2 separate regions of the Homo sapiens genome follow, and region 1 is linked to region 2. The links are chromatin loops, found by intact Hi-C in ENCODE. Cell type or tissue: heart right ventricle. All regions are shown on one strand. Each heading gives the region's core, and the rest is flanking DNA. Links, peaks and the distances in the headings are about the cores only. Region 1 overlaps PKP4-AS1 (PKP4 antisense RNA 1). Region 2 overlaps PKP4 (plakophilin 4).

Evidence for each region. A loop is a pair of places that touch in the nucleus more often than their neighbours do. Peaks named below come from ENCODE experiments on the same cell type or tissue, not always from the same donor. Only the 100,000 strongest peaks of a DNase experiment are listed, where the experiment ranks them.
Region 1: a loop joins it to region 2, with 2.5 times the contacts of the local background. A loop is called at or near these places in 12 of 110 quality-filtered maps.

The regions. Positions count from the first base shown.
Region 1 is chr2:158,714,363-158,718,754 of GRCh38, reverse strand. All of the region lies in intron 1 of PKP4-AS1 (PKP4 antisense RNA 1), which reads left to right. Among named protein-coding and RNA genes, the nearest start is that of PKP4-AS1, 18 kb to the left of the region's middle. In heart right ventricle, for the core only: no CTCF peak of the experiment used is centred there; a DNase peak (open chromatin) is centred at 2,492; H3K27ac peaks cover 4,000 bases.
Region 2 is chr2:158,665,269-158,669,660 of GRCh38, reverse strand. It overlaps PKP4 (plakophilin 4), which reads right to left. Exons shown (of 22, transcript NM_003628.6): 16 at 3,098-3,248. It overlaps PKP4-AS1 (PKP4 antisense RNA 1), which reads left to right. Exons shown (of 4, transcript NR_135242.1): 3 at 3,580-3,813. Among named protein-coding and RNA genes, the nearest start is that of PKP4-AS1, 68 kb to the left of the region's middle. In heart right ventricle, for the core only: no CTCF peak of the experiment used is centred there; no DNase peak of the experiment used is centred there; H3K27ac peaks cover 3,802 bases.

The DNA.
Region 1 (4,392 bases), core at 125-4,124, 49 kb before region 2:
AGGCAGACAGCCCCAACAAACATGCCATTCTAATGGGAAGTGACAATGGGGACAATTTTTCTTGAACATTATCTATGTGCTGGACATGATGACAGGCATTTTATCTACATTATCATCCCACTTAGTCTTTGCTGTAAGGCTATGAAGCAGACGCTATTATTGGCACATTTTATAGGCAAGAATACTGAGAACCATGGAGGTTAGGGCAGGACCTGATTCCAATCAGCCCCTGGTTTCTGCCAGCCCCTGATGCCCCTCTGTAACAGGCATAAAGCATTAAGGAGTCAGAGGAAGGGGAAGCTGGCACTCAGGGGGTAGGGGCAAAAGCTTCACTGGGACCTGGCCAGTGGGGGAGACTGGAAGCCTGAGGTCATGGGCTCCCAAATCAATCCAGGGGTGAGCTGTTGTGATCTTGAGCTGGAGAAGCTGATAGGATACATTTGGATGGAGACTCTGCTGGGGAACCTGGAAATAGCACCAGCTATTTTTAGGGTGCAGGCTGAAAAAGACAGGACATAATCCTCAGGAACTAGGGTGCATAAGGACAGGAGGAATTTTGTGTTCCCCATGACAAGCAGCATTTCTCTACTGCAGAGTATTCAACACCAGACAATGCCTGATTGGGAATTTCCGCATGGATTGTATTTTTTAAAAAACACATCATAATTAATAGGAAATTCAGTTTTTTTCCTCTATTGTTTTATCTGCAATGCCCTTTTAAGATGTTTGTTTTTAAATGGGTTATCTAGCTTCCTTCTGATGGCTCGTCTGGCTGAAGTGATTCCACATGATGCTGCGACCTGTGTGATGGGTCAGTCCCGGGAGCTACGCTCCACTCTAACCGACATCTCCTTCCCTCCTTCCACATAGAGGGGCATGGAACAGACAAAAAGTGGGTCTTGACATTTGCGGGGGTGACTTTCAACTGTGAGCTCCTTAAAGGTAGCACTCACCTCTGTTATAGTTATCGCTCCCTTACTGTGAGTGAAAGTCAGATGCAATACAAACAGCTAGCATGTAGGGAACATGGTGTCCGGGCATTGTTGTGGTTCTGTGTGTTAATTCACAGAAACACAGCCACTATTATTGTCCTAGTTTTACAGATGAGGAAGCAGGCAGGCAGGGAGAGCTGTGTCTAAGGCCTCACAGTGGGAAGGAGCACAGCATGGGTTTGAACTGGGCCTTTTGCGTCTGGAGCCCGGGATCTTAAACACTCCCCTCCGCTCCAGTTGTCTGGAAATGAAGCCCTGGGGTCAACAACCTGGGTGAGGTGAGGCTGCGGGGCTGGGCGGGTGTTTCACTTTTTACTTCATGCACTTCTGTCATTGATTGAGGTGATCATGTGATAAATATGCAAATCTGGGGTGGTGGAAGGAAGAAAAAAATACCTTAAAATATATATTTTTTAAACATGGCATGTTAGAGCTGAAAGTGGCCTTGGAGCAGATCTAGCCCAAGGAGGAAGTGGTCTTGAAGGTGAAGCGATTGCCCCAGGCTCTATAGCTAGGTGGTAATGACAGAACCTGGCTCTCTGGACTCTCCTTGTTCCTTCCTCTCAGAGCTGCCTAGAGGACAGTGGCGGTGCTAGCGCGCGGTGGGGGTGGAACTATGGTCTGAGGCTGGCGCTCCTTCACCTGCCTTTCACACCCCTCCTTCCCTCTCACTGTGTCTCCTGGGCTTGCCCAAGTGCCCGGGGCTCTCGTGCTGGCCCCAGCCTGATCACAGTAACTTTTGGGGACCCCTCTTGGGCCAGCTGTTTCGGACATGCTCCATGTTCTCCTGACCTCTCTCCCAGTCAAATCAGTCTTATGTCCAGGAATCAGTCTTATGTCGGATTCTTTAAGCCTATCTGGTCAAGCTGGAAAAACTAATCCCAGCTAAAGAGTGAACAATGGATGCTATTTTCCCTCCTGCAGGTTGTAGCTAGATTTTAACAGTGGCCTTCAATGACTTAAAGCAAAAGACTCCTATTGCCATTGCAGCAGCCAGGCTTGGCTAGTGGGGGAAATATTTTAAGAATTTAATGCTTCAGTTAATGTCTTTAGCAGCAAGAAGAATTGTTAAGTGGGAAGGAAGAACTAATTGCAGGGCCAAAATAAATTCCATTTTCTGGCAAGGCCAGTCAGACCAGTGATGTCAACCATAAAATCCCTTGTTCTCTCAGTTCTTCCCTTTCCAAAGAATTGCCCTCCTCTGTGGCCATTTGCGGAGAAAAGGGAGGCTGTGCTATAACCATGGAGGCAGAGAAATGTAATCCTTCAGACAGGAGCTCTTTTCTGGGATGAATGTTTTGTTTTTACAGCATCATCCCTTGGCTCATTTTATTCAATGACCTTGCCCTCATGCTGAACCTTCCTCAAAATAAGAGTGGTCATTTCCTTTTCCCCATTCCCTGAAGGCGACACGGCAGACAAGTCACTATTGTGTAGTTCTGAGGGGGAGGCGGGGGCATGCCGCTTGGAGGTTATGTTTACTGGAATCATTTCTTCCCAGTAAATCCACTTTCTGAAGTCCCAGCCACTTCCTCTCTCAAGTCACACAGTGGGCTGTGATGGCTGCAGAGGAAGTGAGGGCCAGGGAGCAATTCTGAGCCTCATCCTGTATTTAGGATTCTAGCTTCCCCTCACTTCCCTGGAGGCTTTGTTCTGGAAAACAGCACTTGTTTTCCATGGAACAAAGGTTTCTGGAAAGCAAGAAGGCCATCCTGGAAGAGCCCTGTATGGGACAGTGAGCAGGGAGCCATGTTCTGGAAGCCCCTTGGGGTTATTTATTATTATTATTATTTTTTGCTAGGGAGGCCAAGCTAGGATTCAGGGCCCAGGGTCCTGGAGGGCAGGCACAGGAGGTCAGACTGCACCTGCTTCTGGCAGGGTCGGGCTCCAGGCTAGAATCACAGGGGCTCAATAATTATGGAGGGCCCTGTAGCCCAAAGCCTGCAGTTCTAGATCTGGCTCTTCAACAAATATACTTTTATTTCTCTGAGCCTCTGTCACCTGCAACATGGAGATAGTAATACTTTTCCCTCTTACCTGGTAGAGGTTGGTGTAGACTTAAAGAAAACAATAAAGGCACAGAGGTTATTGGAGTTGGAAAATGAAAAGGATTACTATGTTCTCCCCACCACTCTCCTCTGCATGTTTTGTCAAGACAGAATGACCTTTGATCATTTTGTGGACCTGGGGGCACAGCACACCCAGTAAGATGCCAGTCCCCTCCCTTGTGAAGGGTGGGTCCTGAGATAACTCCCCAGATTATATGGCTCAGTGGACACTATTTCCAAAGTGGACAGGAGTATAGTATAGGATATTGTAAGTACGCTGGGAAAGCATGTTTCCTGCTTAGCTGAATTTGGGAAACACTGGATTGAAAAAATTCACTACATTCAGATCTTCTCAGAGTATTTAATATGCTAACTTCATCAAGAATTCCGAAGTGAGGGGGCATAAAATGCAACCTTTCCCAGATGTTTTTGATCACGGAGAAGTATTTTTCTCATGGAACAACTATTCGTGTGTCTCAGAACAGGGTGGTAAGTGCTGATGTTCATTCTTATGCCTTTGGCTATACAAAATATCTATAGTCTTTATTGATTTTGACTAAACAACATCATGCTGTTCTTGAAATGAGCCTCATTAGAAAAAAAAATCCACTGCTAAAAACCATTCTCTTGGACTTGTACTTTTGGGAAGATGGAATAAACATACTTTCCCCTATTCTTCCTACAACTTAAAGCCATTAATATTATATATAAAACAAACACATAAAGACTCTGAAAGGTAGAGGGAAGAAGGCAGGTGGTTAGGACCTTGGGACCCAAGGAATGACACAGTGATGAGTTCTCTGGGTTTTCTTTTTGCCTCATACGTCCCAGACTTGCAATTGAAGAAGCCAGAAACCTGGAAACAGCAACAAGCACAGGCAAAAAAGTGCCCATAAAAGCTAGCTCTCTCTAGCCAAAGTACCAGGAAAGGGGCAGCCTAGCAAGACAGAACCCTTCCAGACAATGACAGCTCTACTGCAGCCAGACACCATGGAAAAACTTTGGCCCACTTCCACCCTCATAAGTGAAAGCCAAGTGGGGAGCCCAGATGTCTGTCCTCATTACGCCATGATGCGGAGCCCTAACGCCCCCAAAGAGTGGGATTAGAGAAGGCCAAGCAGAGAGCCAACTTTTGTCCCTGCTGGCCAGTCATGATGCACACCTCTCCCCACCATGTCTGTGGAAACCACAAAGGGAGCTTGGACTTCCCTCCCCACCTGAGAGTATGACATGCACCTCCATCCTCGGCTGGGGTGGTGTTAGAGGAGACCTAGTGGAGAGTCAGGACTTCTACAATTGCCCAGCAATAATGAGGCCACTTCCACAATGGCGTCAGTGGAGACCACATTGGA
Region 2 (4,392 bases), core at 149-4,148:
GTTCAGATTCTGGTGGCATGCAATCTCTTAAAAATAAAACCCCCAAAGAGACAATAATAGGGGAAAAAATCAAAACCCATGGCAAAGAAGAAAAGGACAAATGTCATTATAAGGGGAAAGCTAACATTTATTGCAACGTCACTTGCAGAAATGATTCATTTATAAAACATTACTGTCAATTGCTGAAAGCAAATGTAAATCAATGCGTAAAATTGGGTAGACAAATCAAGTTACTTTCGTTCGAGTATTTTCAGTAACATTGAGTAATGAAGGAATTATAATAGTAAATTTTATTCTCAATGGAATTCCTATGCATCACAAATACCTCAATTTCCTCTTAGAGCTTTTTAAAACTTACCTTTGAATCTGGACCAAGTCAGGCTGCCAAACAATACTTTTCGTTAGATCTTTCTGGATCTTAATGTATGAACTGGGTACAGTTACACATTTTTGTGTATAGAGCTGAGGTGTACAGCAACTCATCTGACAACGGTGGCAACATGTTAGTTTCTTTAAAAGATGACACAAGTAAAAGTTCTGGTATTAAAATTATAGGTATGTTATCTCCCAGGAATAATGCAATAATAATGAAATTCTTGCTAAGACAAGGCAAGGGGAGTTTCACAGTTATTGAGGTATTTCTTTATAGATACTGAATTTTTCTTATTCCTCTCCAAAAAGAGATTACCTCTAGCTTTTTCAACTTCGATTACCAACTGACAAACTGTAAGTGCACTACAAACAAAAGAAATGAACTAAAGTGCAAGTAAACATCTTCTTAGTTCTCCCCTATGCTAATAATTGAGTGGATGTGCAATCGCTTTTTATAAAGGCCTGTTTATTTACAGTGGTAAGCAGAAGAAGACAGGTCTCAGCTACATGCTGTGTGATGTACAGCACGTCAGAGGGAAGGCTCTGGCTTGCTCACGACAAACACTGCTATGAAGAGTGGAAAAACAGTGCTGACACTGTAAGGCCACAAGATAAATGTGGTTTTCAGAGCAGATGATAAGTTAGCTCTGGTGATTTTGAATACTCATGAATGACCAAAAGGCCCATGACATGTAATTTGTCATTTTGCTAAGGCATAACTTTAAATTGCACTCCTGGGGGTTAGGCCGAGGCAGCTCACTCTGCCTATGAATGAGTGAGCCTGGCGGTCCCCTCAGAACTTGCAGCTCCAGACAGCAGGGTGGGTCCCACTCAGTTGAGTATGTAGTAACTTTTATGAAGTGATAAAACTTTGCTTCTTTGTGAAAAATGGCTCTGAAAAGAAAGTCCTTTGCTAGTGCTGATGATGAATGTGAAAAAAGAGGGAAGAGGTCAGAGAAGGGGAAGGTTCCTAGGAACTGAAGTACTGGGTAAATTAGAGCCAAATACTGAATCCAAGAGTGAGGCAGATCTCACAGGAAGACGGGAATAGGGAAACAAAAAAACAGACTGATGGAACAGTTCAAGAGTGCTCCAGCCAGGTTAAAAAAAAAAAAAAAAAGCTCATCACTGGAGAGGCAGAAGGCCAGTGGAAGTTAAAAAGGGTTATTCACAGAAAACACAGAAATGCACTGAGAGGAAGCCAAGACTTGGAACACACATTCCTCTTGCCAAAGGTCTTAGCACTTCACAGTACCAGCTCAAGGACTCCTGTCTACCTGTGTCTTTGCGTTGTGAAATATGACAGGCCACAGGATATACGTGTCAACCATTTATTTTTTAGCATTAAAAATGCCCAAATTATACATGCTTCTTATAAGAAATCCAAACAATACAGACGTAAGAAAAATAACTTTAAAGAATATCTCTCTTTAGGGACCTGAAGGATTTCTGTAAAGGAAGTGTGGGAACTGAGAGATATGGCACATCTACAAGAATCAGGCATGAGCTGGACCATGAACAGGGTGAGGAGGAACTTCCTTTCCTCTCCGTAGGGGGATGATTTGGCTTAAAGGAATGGTGTGTTAAGAGCAGGTTAATCTGGGCAACAATTCAAAATAGCAATTCTGTCAGGCACTGTGTGAAGGGCTTCCATTGTAAGTCATCACGTTTAATCCTTACAGCAATTCTTTATGGTAAACATCATCGCCCTTGTTTCTCTCTCCTTCTCTCATGGCAGGTGTATTTTAAGTTTACTATAGATTCACATGAATCCACATAAGATCTTGTCCCATTTCCCCTCCTTCTCCCCTGACCTGTCACCAGCTGTGGGACTTGGCATGGAGCTCTCTCATTTCCTCTTTACAGCAAACCCAGTTAGGACAGCAGGCATCAACAGCTCCCCTTCAGAGATGAGGAGTTGCCTTTCATTTCCAATCTAGATAGAATTACGGAGCCTGAACGGGGTTATATAGGATACCCCAGGTTGCATGGCCAGTGAGCAGCACATCCTGGGAACGAAGCTCAGGTTTATGGGGGTCCCTGATGTCTTCTTTAGCCCGCATCCTGCCTAGGATGTGGCAATGCCGCAGAGGCAAGCAAGCTGCCTGGGGTGCGGAGCGTACAGAGGTCCTCACTGTTTGGTTTGTGCATGTGCCAACCCTACCTTGTACAAACCTGAGAGTAAAGGCCTCCTAAAATGTTGTGCCTTTGGCGCCTTGCTTAGCTCACCCTAGTCCTGCCCCTGCCCAGGGTGGAAATGATGTTGGGACAGTGGTTCTTCTCTGGGATAAAGATTTATACCAATGTGAGAGGGGAAAGCTACAAAACATTCATGTGATTTTTTATTTAGAGTATGGTAGTGTTGGTGAATTAGCAGGTAGCAGTCCAAAAATTGGAAAGGGAGATTAAGATTTTTTGTTGCTCAGGATATAGAGAACTCTCTTAGAAATGAGAGACATTAACCCTACTAGTGTTGTAAGGTACAACTAAAATTGCTGGCCTTTCTGAAAATTTACCTTCCCTAATCAATGACTAATTAATGAGCTTGCCTCCTGCTGAAAAAGAATGGTCACAAAACAGGAGTACTCAAATATGCCAAGAAACTGGAGACTAGGGCTCAGCTGTTAATGATTTTACAAGCCATATATTTATTAATCAAAAGAAGAGTTTCATGAATTTTGTAGCTGCTCTCACATTTACAGCTCATCTTGTCACCAGAACATACCTATGAGCTCCTTGTTGCGAACATCTAGTGCCATATTCCTCAAGGCTGTTGCCACGGAAGAAACAACTCTATCGTTATCCATTCTCAGAAGCTCCACAAGGATGGGGAGCCCCTTTTCTTTTCGGACGGCCGCCCGGATATATGCTGCAAACTAGTGAGAAAAATAAGGCAGGAAGTAACATAAAACAGAGTTCCAGTCTCATATGTTACTGTCACCTAAAAAAGATGTTTCCAAAAGATGAACTAATAGATTAAATGGTTTCTTTCCAATTGAAGATCAAATCTGTGGTGTCAGTGAAGAGAAAACCAAAGTTGGGGAGAAAGATAGGCTGGAATGACTGATTTAAAAAGAAATCCCAAAGCCTGAAAATCTCAAACCACCATCTGCCAGATATTTTTGTGCAGAAAAGAGAAGGCAGTGATTACTTTCTATCTCAGATACATAAACATGATTAAGGAAGGATCGTGTGTTTTCTTTGCAGTTGGTCCCCTGCCAAACCCAGAGGCTATAAATAGGATGGCAGAGACAGTAACCCATCAGCACACATGAAAGGAGAACCTGTCTCCATCAAGTCATTTTTTTTCTATATTCCCTGCAACAATATTTCGAGTTCAGAAACCTGTCAAAGAGATTAGTTGGAAAAATCCCTTGCCTCAGAAGAAAGGGAAATCTCCAGAAACATCCAGCATCATAATTCATACAGCCTGGTGAAAAAGTAAGTATATTTGTGTGCAAAATGCATTCTCACTCAAGATTAGTTAGCTGCTGATGCTGTTTTTTAAAAATCCATAGTCAAGAAATTTTTCTGTGACTATGAAGCAACTCTGTACTGTGAGTCAGTTTGTATATCTTATAAAATGGAAATGAGCGCTAAGTCATCAGTGAAACAACCAAAAAGAGTAACGTTAGAAAACGGTTCTTTAATCTTGTTTCCAGCTTTGAGCTTTAATTGACTTTTTCAACCAATGCAAATCATCTTTCAAATTTTAGGGTAATTGAAAGATGCTGCTCATAAAACATATACTTTCCTGCTGTGACCAAGACAGTAGGACAGAGATCTACCAGCCCTTTGTATTATTTCGAACATTAAAATATGTGATTGACCATCCAGTTTCTTGAATACCAACAGAATATTTTAATAATACAAATAAGAGGGAAAGATGCATTTCAAAGATCCTATTTATATTCTGCATATGAAATGCATACTCCTATTTTTCAAATCACATGAAATCTATGGGGGGAAAATGAAGTACATGACTGGTTACTAGGCAAAGCACTCAGGCAGTTTTATGAA